Linked DNA regions of Homo sapiens: region 2 is linked to region 1. A link is an interaction called in ENCODE POLR2A ChIA-PET data of the cell type or tissue named here. Cell type or tissue: PC-3. All regions are shown on one strand. Links, peaks and the distances in the headings refer to the core of each region. The heading gives the core; the rest is flanking DNA.

Evidence for each region. Peaks named below come from ENCODE experiments on the same cell type or tissue, not always from the same donor. Only the 100,000 strongest peaks of a DNase experiment are listed, where the experiment ranks them.
Region 2: POLR2A ChIA-PET joins it to region 1 with 5 read pairs; 19 of 35 experiments call an interaction of 5 or more read pairs at or near these places.

Annotation. Positions count from the first base shown.
Region 1 is chr20:53,908,924-53,915,971 of GRCh38, forward strand. It overlaps BCAS1-AS1 (BCAS1 antisense RNA 1), which reads left to right and starts at 6,566. Exons shown (of 5, transcript NR_199019.1): 1 at 6,566-6,643. In PC-3, for the core only: no CTCF peak of the experiment used is centred there; no DNase peak of the experiment used is centred there.
Region 2 is chr20:53,765,017-53,773,139 of GRCh38, forward strand. No RefSeq gene overlaps it. Among named protein-coding and RNA genes, the nearest start is that of BCAS1-AS1, 150 kb to the right of the region's middle. RefSeq lists enhancers at 2,633-2,802, 3,125-3,721. In PC-3, for the core only: no CTCF peak of the experiment used is centred there; no DNase peak of the experiment used is centred there; H3K27ac peaks cover 752 bases.

The sequences.
Region 1 (7,048 bases), core at 1,005-3,504:
TATGCTGGGCATGGTGGCGTGCACCTGTAGTTCCAGCTACTTGGTTGGCTGAGGATTGTTGGAGCTCAGGAGGTCTAGGTTGCAGTAAGCCGTGATCATGCCACTGCACTCCAGCCTGAGCAAGAGAAAAAAAAAGAAAGAAAGAAAGAAAGAAAGAAAAAAATAAATTATTGGCCAACAGATGTTTTTATCTTCTCTTGGACTTAACATGGAGAAAAGGGAACCATGAAGTAATCAGAGTTTACTACAGAGAGGGGCCAAGCCAAGAATGAAACCAACATAGAAGAAAGCAGAAAGAAAGAAAAAAAAGAACAGGGTGGATACGGTTTGAGCCCCCTGGATTTAGCCACGCCTGAAGCTATCAACTCCTGGATCATTAAGTTATATGAGTCAATAAATTCCTATTTTGCTTAAGTCAGTTTGAGTTGAGGTTTCTGCTATTGCAACTGAAAGGCTCCTGGTTAAAACACATTTAAAACTTTTAAAAATTTTACAGAAGTCCAGGAAGTAGTTATTGTTAGTATCCTTGTTTTATAGATGCTTTATAGACACTGAGGCTTAGGGAGTTAACAGCTTCAGATGATTCCTGTGTATACTTAAATATGAGAATCACTGATAAAGGTACTTGATCTAGCTGCTTCTTAAGGGTGATAACACTTTTTTTCTCTTCTTTCCTTTTCTTTCTTTCTTTTTTTTTTGAGATGGAGTCTTGCTCCGTCGCCCAGGCTGGAATGCAGTGGTGTGATCTTGGCTCACTGCAACCTCCGCCTCCTAGGTTCAAGTGATCCTCCTGCCTCAGCCACCTGAGTAGTTGGGATTACAGGTTACTCAGGTGGCTGCCACCATGCCCAGCTGATTTTTGTATTTTTAGTAGATGCAGGGTTTTGCCATGTTGACCAGGATGGTCTCGAACTCCTGACCTCAAGTTATCTGCCCAGCTTGGCCTCCCAAAGTGCTGGGATTACAGGCGTGAGCCACTATGCCCTGCCTCTCTTCTTTCTTCTTTTCTTTTCTTTCTTTTTTTTTTTTTTGAGACGGAGTCTCGCTCTTGTCACCCAGGCTGGAGTGCAGTGGTACGATCTCAGCTCACTGCAACCTCCACCTCCTGGGTTCAAGCAATTCTCCTGCCTCAGCCTCCTGAGCAGCTGGTATTACAGGCGCCCGCCACCATGCCTGGCTAATTTTTGATGTTTTGGTAGAGATGGGGTTTCACCATGTTGGCCAGGCCTGTCTTGAACTCCTCACCTCAAGTGATCCACCCACCTTGGCCTCCCAAAGTGCTGGGGTTACAGGCGTGCGCCACCATGCCCGGCCTCTTTTTGCTTTTAAAAATAAGTCTGGAGTCTAACATAGTCTAAGCAAAGAAGGTTTAAAATCCCCACCCAGACCTAACTGACTAGGGCCATGGAGCATGGGGTGAAATCATGAGGTGCTTGGGTTGGAACCGTGTGGATTGCAGCGTGGCTGCAGTGGTGCCTGCCACTTCCTAGGTGTGTGGCCATGAGCACACTGTGAAGACCCTCTGCCACAGGGCTTCCAGGAGCACCGCCTGCAGCGGGCTTCCCACACCTTCACTGAGATGAACCATCGAAAGCCCTGCCTTGGCACTCAAACCTCCAATTTCAAGATTGGGAAAGACAAGTGTATTTCTGCATGTTGAATTTTCTTTCTTTTTGTTTCCTCTTTTGGTGGCTTTATGAGGAAGATGGAGGTGGCAATTGCCAAGTGGAGAATAAGAAGAAGTGGAAAAAAATGAAAATAAGAAAGATAATAGGTGGAAGAGAGTCAGGCAGAGTGAAGGAATCAAAGAGCGGCACAGGACCCTGAGATCCGCCTAGCATCCATTAACAAGTATTCACGGAGCACCGATGTGTCAGGAACTGTCCTCCGCCCTGGGACCATGCTGGGACATGGACCGAGAATAGTCACATGTCTGTGGAGCTAGTGAGGGAGAGAGATGCCAAATAATTATGGAAAAGGTATATCTGCCAAGTAGAGGTAAGTGCCGGGGAGAAAAATAAAACAGGGAGAGTAATGGATGCGTGGGGGATGGGAGGGCACAGCCTTGTAAGGGGTGGGGAGTGAGCCACCAGAAAGGAGGGTATATTAGTCCGTTTTCACGCTGCTGATAAAAACATACCCGAGACTGGGAAGCAAAAAAGGTTTAATTGGACTTACAGTTCCACGTGGCTGGGGAGGCCTCAGAATCATGGCAGGGGGCAAAAGGCACTTCCTACATGGTGGCGGCAAGAGAAAAATGACGAGGAAGCAAAAGCAGAGACCCCTGATAAAAGTATCAGATCTCATGAGACTTATTCACTATCACAAGAATAGCAAGGGAAAGACCGGCTCTCATGATTCAATTACCTCCCCCTGGGTCCCCCCACAACACATGGGAATTCTGGAAGATACAATTCAAGTTGAGATTTGGTGGGGACACAGCCAAATCGTATCAGAGGGAAAAGCCACAAGGTGGGAACATGCTTGGCCAGAAGCTATTGTGGCTGGGGTGAAGAAAACAAGGACGGAGAGGAGTGACAGAGGCCATCAGGCCAGGGCGTGAGTGAGGATCCCAGAAAGATAGAGATATGTCAGCGGGTACAAGTCTGGGGGCACTGGAGCGATGCAGGCCTTCACAAATTCCGAAGTGGTAGTGGCCCTTGCAGGTGGCCTTTGTAGGGAGGGCCTTCAACTCCAGCACACATCCCTGCCCTGGGCTAGCCATCCTTGCTTCAGCTTTGACCAGGGTCCATATCAGCAAGATCATTGTGACCCTGTTAAAGAATCCAGGTTTTGTTGGAAGGATCATGGGGAGTCCCAAGCAGCATGAGACAATGCGCTTTACATTTTAAAAATGACACTGATGCTTCTCGGAGAACAGATTGCAGGGATGAGGGCAAGTGGGCAGCAGAGAATGTGACCAGTCATCTGGATTTACCAGAGATGGAGGGGTTTCCTGGGACATGGGACTTCCAGGGACAAAACCAGGCACTGGAATGAGCTGATGACCAGAAAGCAGAGAGACCAGAGAGGAGGCTATAGTAGTCTTTGACCAAGAGGTGTGAGTAGCTTAGATTAGGGTAAGAGCAGGGCTGTGATGACAAGCGGTTGGATTTGAGAGGTATTTTGAAGGAGTGGTAAGAGGAGCTATTGCTTTAAGAAGCAGGCAAGGCAAATCTCAGCTCCAGGTGGCAGGAAAGCCTTTCAGAAGGAGAGCTCTCACCCTGGGCCTGCAGGCCAGTTGGCTGTGGGACATCAAGTCATTCATCTCCCCAGGTTCCAGCTCTTTCCTCGGTTGGGGAGGGTGTGGGGGTAATGATGCCAACCTCGCAGTGTTGCCACAGGATTCAGTCACACATCCTGGGATGCCCCTTTGCAGCAGGTGCTGGCTGATATTATTTCTTAGGAGCCTGCACAAAAATTTAAGAAGGCATTTAGGAAGTTGGTGGAGCAGGAGATATGGATGTTTATAAAATGAGAGCTGTCTCTCCTTTGGCCAGTGCTGGATCCTCTCTGCTGTTTGTATCTACATGTGAGAGGGAGGTTTGGGGATCTTATGTGCAAGACTGCTTTCTGTGCTCTCTGTCTCTTATCTCCTGTCCCCAGCTGAGGTAGGAGCCGTCACTCCATCATCCTTGCCCCCGTCGAATGGTGCTTGTCTTCTGCCCCAGCCCTTGCCCTCCTGGCCTGCTGTGTAGTTAGTTCCTGGCATGGAATGGAATCTAAGAATGAAAGACAGGTCGAGCCCTTACAGTTTGCAAGGCCATCTGAGAGGTCTTCGTGTACCTTGATGATGACGGGGTCCTCTCCACAGCCCCAAGTGAAGTTCAAAGGAAAAAGATAATAACGCGGCCGGGCGCAGTGGCTCATGCCCGTAATCCCAGCACTTTGGGAGGCCGAGGCGGGCGGATCACAAGGTCAGGAGATCAAGACCATCCTGGCTAACATGGTGAAACCCCGTCTCTACTAAAAATACAAAAATTAGCCAGTCGTGGTGGTGGGCGCCTGTAGTCCCAGCTACTTGAGAGGCTGAGGCAGGAGGATGGCATGAACCTGGGAGACAGAGCTTGCAGTGAGCTGAGATCGCGCCACTGCACACCAGCCTGGGCGACAGAGCGAGACTCTGTCTCAAAAAAAAAAAAAAATATATATACACACACACACACACACACACACACACATATTCATATATATACGTATATATGTATACATGTATATACGTATATATGTATATATACATATATGTATATATATCCATGTGTGTGTATATATATCCATGTGTATATATGTATACGTATATATACACGTATATATGTACGTATACATGTATATATATACACATATACAGATACATGTATATATACATATATATAAAATAAAGCATAAGATATAATTATATTTTTGGAAATGACACATAACTCTATGTATTATGATGGTTTTCTTTTGAGGTTTCCTCTTTGGTTCTTGAGGAGTCAAATCCCTTCTTTGCTATGCCGTAGTTGCATGTTGAGAGGTCCTGTGCCAGGTGCTCAGGTGCCTGTCATTTCATCAGCTACACACCCTGGAAGCAGGCCTGACTCAATGGTCCCTGCTTTCCCCATGAAGCAGCAGTGACTCAGAGAGATGACACATTTGCCCACGGTCATTCAGTTTCTCAGCTAAATGAAGCTTCATTTAGCTTCATTTCTCCTTCTCTTAATCTCCAGGTATCTATTTATCTATCCATCCATCCATCCATCTTCCTATCCATCTATTCTCTATTGATGTATGTATATATATATATGTATTATGTATCTATGTGTCTATTACCTGTTTATGTTTCTATTACTTATCTATATCTACCCATTTATATGTATGTATGTATCTATCTACCATCTATCTATCCATCCTCTACCTATTTTCCATCTATCTATCATCTATGTATGTATTATGTACCTATGTGTCTGTCATCTATGTATCTATTACCTATCTATCTTTTTAAAAATTTATTTAATAGAGACGGGGTCCCGTTATGTTGCCCAGGCTGGTCTTGAACTCTGGACTCAAGTGATCCTCCTGCCTCGGCCCCCCAAAGTGCTGGGATTACAGGCATGAGCCACCATGCCTGGCTGTACCTATCTATCTTTATCTACTCATCTATATATATTGTATGTATCTATCATCTATCTATCTATCTATCTATCTATCTATCTATCTATCTATCTATCATCTATCAATCATCTATGTGTCTTATCTATCATCTATCTTATCTATGTATCTCTATGACCTGTCTATCTATGTATCTATCTGTTATCTCTCTGGTTATCTGGTCTCCAGTGCCCACCTCCTCCTCCCAGTCTTTTCTCTCACCCTGACTCTGAACTTCTCCAGGCCTGGTGTTATGTTTTCTGTAGCGTGACCTTATAACTAACCATCCCATCGAAGACGCTTGGGGGAGTGAAAGGAGGGGCTATTAATACTTCTGCAAAAACTGGCGCTGCCCTGAGCACACTGGGATGCCTGGTGGTGGTGGTGGTTAGGTGTAGATTTCTCCCCATTCCTTAGTGCCTCACAAGGGTGCTGTAAAACGTTTGTCGAGTGTGTTTTATCAACAGTCTCAGAAGGGGTGGTAAAAAAAAATACTCGTTTGTTTCATACAGAGAGAAATTGCATTACAAAGTGATGACTTACAAAATCACCGAAAGGAAATCAATGGTGAGGTGGAGCCAAACCTCTGCTGTAGAATTTCTGGATTCAGATAACACAGAGCTCTCTCCATCAAGCATTTGTGTGCAGAAGCTAAGCTCCAGGCCCAGGGAGAGAGCTTGAAGCAAAGACATAATAAAACAGTAACAGCTGCTACCGAAGCTGTGTCATGCAACTTTGCTTAGCCCTTTACTGTATGGTCTCATTTATTCCTTAAGGAAGGTGAGATTATAATAGAAAAGGAAAATGAATGTGCCGCAGTCACACAAATCACTCACTACTACACTGCCACCAGAGCCCAACAGAGTAGCCACAATTGTTTTCTTCCTAAAAGGTGCAATGGAGTAATACTGCACAATTTCCATTTAGATGTCCCTTCAACACGTTTCCTGGGAATCTTAGAGCAGTTAACACCCATTTAGAAAGGAGCTTTTTCATTTCGTAAATATGTTCAGTGCACCAAAACAGGCAAACAAGATAACCCGAACTCTTAACTTGCCTCAGCACCTCACCCCTTAAGATACATAGAAACAAATCAGAAATTATGCTCAATAAGGAATTTGCAAGGCTGAGGAGGGGGAGCTGGAGTCAAATCAGCTGGGTCTTCCGCCCCCTTCAGTAGGAGGGGGAAGATTACTGCAGAGAATGTAACAAGGAGAATAAGAGAGAGGGAGGGAGGGGGAAGAGAGAGAGAGAGGGAGGGGGGTGGAGAAAGAGAGAGACAGAGAAGGAAAGGAAGAAAGAAAAAGAGAGAGAATAACTGTTGGTAACGGACAGCCCAAGAAAATTGTAGAAAAGTCCATCTCTGGTACCTACCTGGTGCCACCTTCCCCCCACCCCCGCGTTGTTTATTTATTTATTTATTTTTTCTAGCCACCACCATTTTGTTGCCTGGCAGAGGTGTGAGATGCAAGGCTGTTTACAAAGCCCCCAGCAAGAGCAATCCCATCATCAGGAGGTTTGCTTCCCCCCCGGGCCAGCCCTCTCGCTCTCCATGCCCGTCTTGGCTGCATGCGTTGTACCTAACACATTTAACCCGCGTTTCTTAAGAGTTCTGCAAAATGGTGTCTGCTGGTGTTTGCAAGGGAAGCTCCCGCTGGGCGTCCCGAGCTGGGTGGGAGCTGAGTGTGCGGTTCCCTAACGAGCTGGCGGCCGGCCTGAGCGGCTCTGATCTCCAATTCTGACGGCTTGTCCTTCAGGTGACCTATATTATCTGGCACCTCAGTTGCTGCTCACAAAGAAAAAGTATCACTGGAAGAAAGAAAAAAAAAATCCCAAGTGATTGTGTACATGCTCTTTATTGAGAATATTAAACTCAGACGCCCTCTGCTGGGCAAGACGGGAAGGGGAGGCTGGGAGTAGG
Region 2 (8,123 bases), core at 2,861-5,360, 140 kb before region 1:
GTTCATGCTGTTCTCCTGCCTCAGCCTCCCGAGTAGCTGGGACTACAGGCGCCCTCCACCACGCCCAGCTAATTTTTTATACGGGGTTTCACTGTGTTAGCCAGGATGGTCTCAATCTCTTGACCTCGTGATCCGCCCGCCTCGGCCTCCCAAAGTGCTGGGATTACAGGCGTGAGCCACCGCGCCCGGACTTTTTTTTTTTGAGACAGAGTTTTCGCTCTTGTCACCCAGGCTAGAGTGCAATGGCACGATCTCGGTTCACTGCAACCTCCACCTCCTGGGTTCAAGCAATTCTCCTGCCTCAGCCTCCCAAGTAGCTGGGATTACAGGCACCCACCACCATGCCTGGCTAATTTTTGTATTTTTAGTAGAGATGAGGTTTCACCACGTTGGCCAAGCTGGTCTCAAACTCCTGACCTCAGGTGATCTGCCTGCCTCGGCTTCCCAAAGTGCTGGGATTACAGGCTTGAGCCACTGCACCCGGCCAGGGCTTTATAATCTTTATCTTATTTAAACTTGACTCCAACTTTTTTTTTTTTTTTTTGAGACCGAGTCTCGCTCAGTCGCCCAGGCTGGAATGCAGTGGTGGGATGTCAGCTCACTACAACCTCCGCCTCCTGGGTTCAAGCAATTCCTTGCCTCGGCCTCCCGAGTAGCTGAGATTACAGGCGCCCACCACCACACCCAGTTAATTTTTGTATTTTTTTTTTTTTTTTTTTTTTAGTAGAGACAGGGTCTCACCATGTTGGCCAGGCTGGTCTCAAACTCCTGACTTCAGATGATCCTCCCACCTCAGCCTCCCAAAGTGCTGGAATTACAGGCATGAACCAGCATGCCTGGCTTTTTTTTTTTTTTTTCTTGAGAGACAGGGTCTCATTCTGTTGCCCAGGCTGGAGTGCAGTGGTGCAATCTTGGCTAACTGCACCCTCCACTTCCCAGCTCAAGTGATTCTCCTGCATCAGCCTCCCGAGCAGCTGGGATTACAGGTTCTCACCACCATACCCAGCTAATTTTTGTATTTTTAGCAGAGACAGGTTTCACCATGTTGGCCAGGCTGGTCTCGAACTCTGATCTCAAGTGATCTGCCCGTCTTGGCCTCCCAAAGTGCTGGGATTACAGGTGTGAGCCACCATGCCCGGTTGACTCCAGAATTCTGAAAGAGGCCCTATTATGTTATTCCCATACACACAAGGCTTAGAGAAGTAAAGGAAGCTGCCGAAGTTTGTCCCGTGGCAGACCCAGATTTTGAAGCTGGGCGTATTAGACTTGAAAATCGAAGACTGCAGTCCTACCAAGAGAAGGACGTTCATTTGGATTTGCTTCTGTCTACATTTATTTCTCCAGCATGGTGGATGGAGGAGGCATGAACTTCCCAGTTACTCAGCCTTGAGCTTCTTGTCTTAAGTCTGCCTCCAAGACTTAACCAGCGGGCCGTATCATCTACCATGGCCAAGTAAGATTACTGCAGACTGTGCTCTTCAAATCTGTAGCCTTTTGTTATTCTACACGGTCACTTTTAGTCTGACTTAAGATGCTTGAGTGACACAAGGAGCAGAGAGGGAAGCTAGGTCGGTAAGAATCTAAGTGTGACCCCGATGCACCATAAGATCCCCCCTCGTGCCAACCAACAAGATTAACATCCAAGGTACTAATAAATGGAACGGCACCCCCCAAGGTGTAACTCCTTGAGAAGTTAACAATTATATTTTTATCCTAAGTAAACCCAATGATGCTGGGCGAGGTGGCTCATGCCTGTAATCCCAGCACTTTGGGAGGCTGAGGCGGGCAGATCACGAGGTCAGGAGTTCGAGACCAGCCTGGCCAACATAGTGAAACCTCGTCTCTACTAAAAATACAACAAATTAGCCGGGCGTGGTGGTGGGCACCTGTAATCCCAGCTACTCAGGAGGCTGAGGCAGGAGAGTTGCTTGAACCCGGGAGGTGGAGGTTGCAGTCAGCCGAGATTGCGCCATTGCACTCCAGCCCAGGCGAGAGTGTGAGACTCCATCTCAAAAAAATAAATGAATAAATAAATAAATAAAATAAAATAAACCCAATGGTGCTGAAGGTTGGAAGCTGAGTGTGTGGGAAGTAACCATTTGAGTGTTTCCGAGTTTCTTTCTTTGATGGCGGACATAGCGATGGACTGAATGTTTGTTTTCCCTCCAAATTCATCTGTTGAAATCTTAATCCCTAATGTGTTGGTATTTGAAGGTGGGGATCTTTGGGAGGTGGTGAGGTCATGAGAGTGGAGCCCTCATGCGTGGGATTAGTGCCCTTATAAAGGCAATCCCAGGGAACTTTCCCTTTCTGCCACGTTGGCAGTCTGCAGCCTGGAAGCCGGCTGTCACCAGAGCCTGATGGTAGTACCCAGAGGTCAGTGGGAGTCAGAGATCAGGATACCAGATGCTGACATTCTGTTCTCTGACTTCCAGCTTCTAGAACTGGGAGAAATCAATGTCTGTTGCTCTAAGCTACCCAGTCTATGGTATTTTGTTACGGTAGCCCAAAGGGACTAAGACAGACATGTAGAATGATTTTGGCCTAGTGATCAAAATTGTGCTAGGATTAAGTTTCTGGAAGAAAGAAATTTTGAAAGAAAAAAGTGAAAGTGCTTGCTTTCTAGTTTGGAACCATGATTTCGGATTCCCTGGTCCTATGGCTCTTTGCACTTCCCCTACACCTTTCCAATGATTGCTTCATTTACTCAAACCAAAACCAAAACCAAAACCAAAACAAGCCCCAAGTCCCCCAAACCTGTTAAAAGATACCAGTGGAGCATTGGCTATGTGCAAACTCTGTGACAGACACCGGGAATGAGACACCAAGGCAGATAAAAGTCTTACAATCTAATCAAATGGAAGCACACACCAAAGAAATACTTTCACAACTAATCATTTAATTACCATGCTTTCCCCACAAAACATTTTATTACTATAATTGATATTTTTCTTACCATTTTTGGCAACATTAATCAAATAATAAATTTCATCTGGAAGAACAAGCCAGCAAAATAGACAAGGAAATTCACAAAGGTAATAACAAAATAGTAATCTTGACATATTCAATATATTTGTAAGCAAAGCAAAGTGACATTGCCTTAAAATATAGAGAGGTATCAACAGAAAAACAGAGAAAACTCCTGAAAGAGTTCAACTCATTATATAAATTTTAATTTGGTTGCAGTTAATCACCATTTTCAATTTGCTGTGAAGAGAAATATACATGGGATGCAATGAGACTATGTCTGAGTTGCATCCAAACTTCTAACCTACCCCGTCTACTTGTGATTTCTTTTCCATTTGCCTCACTGTAGTGTATTGGCTAAACATGTAGACAGGTAGATCTGACTACAGGGTTTCATATCTGGTTTTGGCCCTTCGTGGATGTGTAACCTTAGCTAAGTTACTGAACCTACCTGAGCCCTAGGTCCCTCAGCTGTCGAGTGAAAATAATAGAAGTACCTACTCCTAGGCTTATCATGAAAATCAGATGAGATGATCTGAGTGAAAGCACTTAGCCTTGGAATGGAGCACACAGCAGGTGCTCAATTAAGGCTAGTTGTTATTATTAGTCTCTGAAAGTGATCTCTACATTGTTCTCTCCCCCATGCCGGGAGGCACTGAATTAACTTACTCAAGATGCGACAAGGAACATAGTTTGGAGACTGACTTAGCACTGACCTGCCCCTGTCAGAGCCTGGACATTGTTCAATAGCTGTGCATTTTGGGGCAAGCCACACACCCCCCTGGGAGACCCCATTGCCCTCATCTACAAAAGGAAGATGATAAATCCCTTTGACAATTAGAGTTAATAAGTAGAAAACACTTAGCTCAGGAAATGTCCGCTGCTGTTATTATTTTTTTTTAAATTTGTATTTTTTTGTAATTTTATCGGAGCCTCTTTTCATTATACAGCTGCTGTTATTATTACATTAATATTATTTTTAGGCTCTGTAAAAAACATAATAATGCCTTACTATGTCTTTTAATCCCACAGGTTTAGTGGTGTTTATGCCTCAATTTGAAAGTGGAATTTCAAAGTCCACTGAAAGTCTTTCTCTGAAGAGTGAATTGTCTTTATCCCTTAGCGTCTCTCCTGAAAGCTCTTATTTGGTGAGTAAATTTACAAGACGGGTGCTAGATAAGGGATTCATGTGGAGTTTGTCCTTAAAACACTTCTTTAATCTCTGCAGTTGCTGTGGAATTTGTGTCATTTTTGCTTGGGTGATCAGATTACATTTCATAAACAATATCCCCTATGTTTAAAAATCTTTAAACAGCCACTTGGAAGTAGCTTGACGTGGACTACAGTTAATGCCTTGTTTAATGTGGCTCCTCCGTGGTAGACAGGGCTGACAATCAACTGCATATGCCCGCATCAGACTCCTAAGTAGATTTCTATATTTTACAGAATTTTTTTCTTATTTGAACTAGTTTTTTGGTTTTCTAATATCTCATATAGGATAATTTTGGTACAACGATGGTTCTTGTAAGCTTCCAAAAATTGGAATCATTTTTATTGCTCTTTTGCCCTTGTTAAATCTTGGTTTTCTTCATCCAGAACTTTCTTTTGAGACAGGGTCTCACTCTGCTGCCCACGCTAGAGTGCAGTGCTGCAGTCTCGGCTCACTGCAGCCTCAACCTCCCAGTCTCAAGCCATCCTCCCACCTCAACCTCCTGAGTAGTTGGGACTACAGATGTGTGCCACCAAACCAGGATTCTAGAGAGATACACACACACACACACACACACACACACACACACACACATATATACATATATATACACACACACATATATATACACACATATATATATACACACACACATATATACACACACACATATATATATATATACACACACACACACACATATTCTTTTGAGACAGAGTCTTTCTCTGTTGCTCAGGCTGAAGTGCAGTGGTGCAATCTCGGCTTGCTGCAACTTCCATCCCCCAGGTTCAAGCAATTCTCCTGCCTCAGCCTCCCAAGTAGCCGGGATTACAGGCGTGCACCACCATGCCCGGCTAATTTTTCTGTTTTTAATAGAGACAAGGTTTCACCATGTTGGCCAGTCTGGTCTCAAACTCCTGACCTCAAGTGATCCACCCGCCTGGGCCTCTCAAAGTGATGGGATTACAGGTGTGAGCCATCGTGTCCGGCTGTATTTTTTAAAATAGAGATGAGGTTTCACCATGTTGGTCAGGCTGGTCTCAAACTCTTCGGCTCAAGTGGTCTGCCCGCCTTGGCCTCCCAAAGTGCTGGGTTTACAGGTTTGAGCCACTGTGCCCAGCCAGAACTTTCAAACATCAAAATTGCCAGCTCACTCTGACCCTTCCCCACCTTAATCACCCTGGGAATGACTGGGGAGAACTGGATATTTTATTTTCTTAACATGGTAAAACCCCATCTCTACTAAAAATACAAAAATTAGCTGGGCATGGTAGCGCACGTGCATCTGCCTCTGTTCACTGCAACTTGGTCTGGCCTCAGGGTTTTTTGCCCTTGCTTTTCCCTGGGCCTCTACAGTTCTGCCCCCAGAGCTTTGCCTGGCTCTTTTTTTTTTTTTTTTTTTTTTTTTTTTGAGACAGAATCTTGCTCTGTTGCCAGGCTGGAGTGCAGTGGCGGGATCTCAGCTCACTGCAACCTCTGTCTCCTGGGTTCAAGTGATTCTCATGCCTCAACCTCCCGAGTAGCTGGGACTACAGGTTCGCACCACCACACCCATCTAATTTTTGTATTTTTAGTAGAGATGGGGTTTCACCATGTTGGCCAGGATGGTGTTAATCTCCTGACCTCGTGATCTACCTGCCTCGACCTCCCAAAGTGTTGGGATTACAGGTATGAGCCACCGCGCCTGGCCTGCCTGGCTCTTTTCTAACTGTTCCTGTTCAGCAAAAATGTCACTTCCTCCAGGAGCCTTCCCTGATGTCCCCTGCCCTGCTTCAGTGGCTTCGCAGCACTGAGCAGTATCTGGAATTGTCTTTTCTATTTAATTCTAGCATTGTTTTTCCCCTCCCCTTCTAGAACAGGGTAGAATAGGAGCTGTCACTCTCAACACTATTGACAGTTGGGACCAGGTAACTTTTTGTTCCAGGGGCCGTTCTGTGCCTGACAGGGTCTGTATGTAGTGTGTCCCCGGCCTTCACTCACTGGATGCCACCAGCAGCTTCTCCTTGCCCCCCGCCAGCTGGACAATAAAAAATGTCTCCAGATATTACCAAATGTCTTCTGGGGCAAGGGGGCAAAATTGCACTGATCTAGAATTTAAGGTCTTTTTTTTTTAAGAGACGGAGTCTCGCTCTGTTGCCCAGGCTGGAGTGCAGTGGCACAATCTCGGCTCACTGCAACCTCTGCCTCCTGGGTTGAAGTGATTCTTCTGCCTCAGCCTCCTGAGTAACTGGGATTACAGGCACGCACCACCACGTCTGGGTAATTTTTGGAATTTTTAATAGAGACAGGATTTCACCATGTTGGCCAGGCTGGTCTCGAACTCCTGACCTCAGGTGATCCACCCGCCTCAGCCTCCCAAAGTGCTGGAATTACAGGTGTGAGCTACTGTGCTCGGCAATATCTGTCTAATTTTAGCTCCTGTTTTCTTAACCACTCTGCCATAGCACTTCTGTTAAAGCTATTCGGCAACAAATAAATCTTTTTTAGCATTAAAAATACAAAAAATCATGCTAAAAGATGCCCAGGGCTTCTGTTATTATGACCTATGCTTCCTTCTTGTGTCTTTAAAAACATTCAATTGTTACTGTTTATATTTTCTCTATTTTAAAATTTTAAACCATCCCCGCACAGCTTGCCTGGAAACTGTTGACACTGAAACATATAGGTTAAATTCATACAAGCTGGCCTATTATAGTCTTCCTGCAAAGTGCACAGTGAATTGCAAATGTTTGCATTTCCCATTAACAAGAAAATTAGTGTCTCTAGAAACAGTAGTCTTCTCTGGACCAGCATTAAATGCCTGTTTTGTTCTTTTCAAGTTGCTCGAGTTCATAATGGGGCTTTGGTCCTCATATCTTTTTTTTTTTTTTTTTTTGATACGGAGTCCTGCTCTGTTGCCCAGGCTGGAGTGTGCAATGGCGTGATCTCAGCACACTGCAGCCTCCGCCTCCAGGCTTCAAGTGATTCTCCTGCCTTAGCCTCCCGAGTAGCTGGGACTGCAGGCGACTGCCACCACGCCCGGCTAATTTTTTTGTATTTTTAGTAGAGACGGGGTTTTGCCATGTTGGCCAGGCTGGTCTCTAACTCCTGACCTCAGGTGATCTGCCCGCCTCAGCCTCCCAAAGTCCTGGGATGACAGGCGTGAGCCTCAGCGCTCAGCCTGGTCCTGGTATCTTTCACTTACTCTTCACAATTGTGTGTGACTTCTTTTCTGGTTGCAGGATTGGTTACAACCTCCTCCATTAAGCCTGAATTAATCTTTACTCTCTGATTCCTGGACCATATCCTTGAATGCTTGCATCCTAACATCCAGTAAGACACCTCCGTACTGCCTTTTTCATCCTGGCAAATCACAAACTGATACTTCCAGCACTTTGGGAACAAACTTCTGCTACAGGACACAAATGCATGGCTGCTAGGAAGCTCTTGGTGCCTGAAAACATATGCCAGGACTCAGAGCACAGGTGTGTGTGTGCGTGTGCATGTGTTGGATTGTTATAAATTTATTAATTTATTTTGGGGAGTTTTTGGAAAAGGTAGCAAAACAGCCTCACAGGGAATCACTACTGTTCAGGGAAGTATTAAATAGAAAATGATTGGGCTGGGCGCGGTGGCTCACGCCTGTTATCCCAGCACTCTGGGAGGCCACGGCGGGTGCGAGATCAGGAGTTTGAGACCAGCCTGGCTAACATGGTAAAACCCCTTCTCTACCCAAACTACAAAAATTAGCCAGGCATGGTGTCACACGCCTGTAATCCCAGCTACCCGGGAGGCTGAGGCATGAGAATCACTTGAACTTGGGAGGCGGAGGCTGCAGTGAGCTGAGATTGTACCACTGCCCTTCAGACTGGGTGACAGAGTGAGACTCTGTCTGAAAAAACAACCAAACAAACAAACAAACAAAAAAACGAAAAAAAAAAGAGAATGAGTGAATCTTTATGTATTT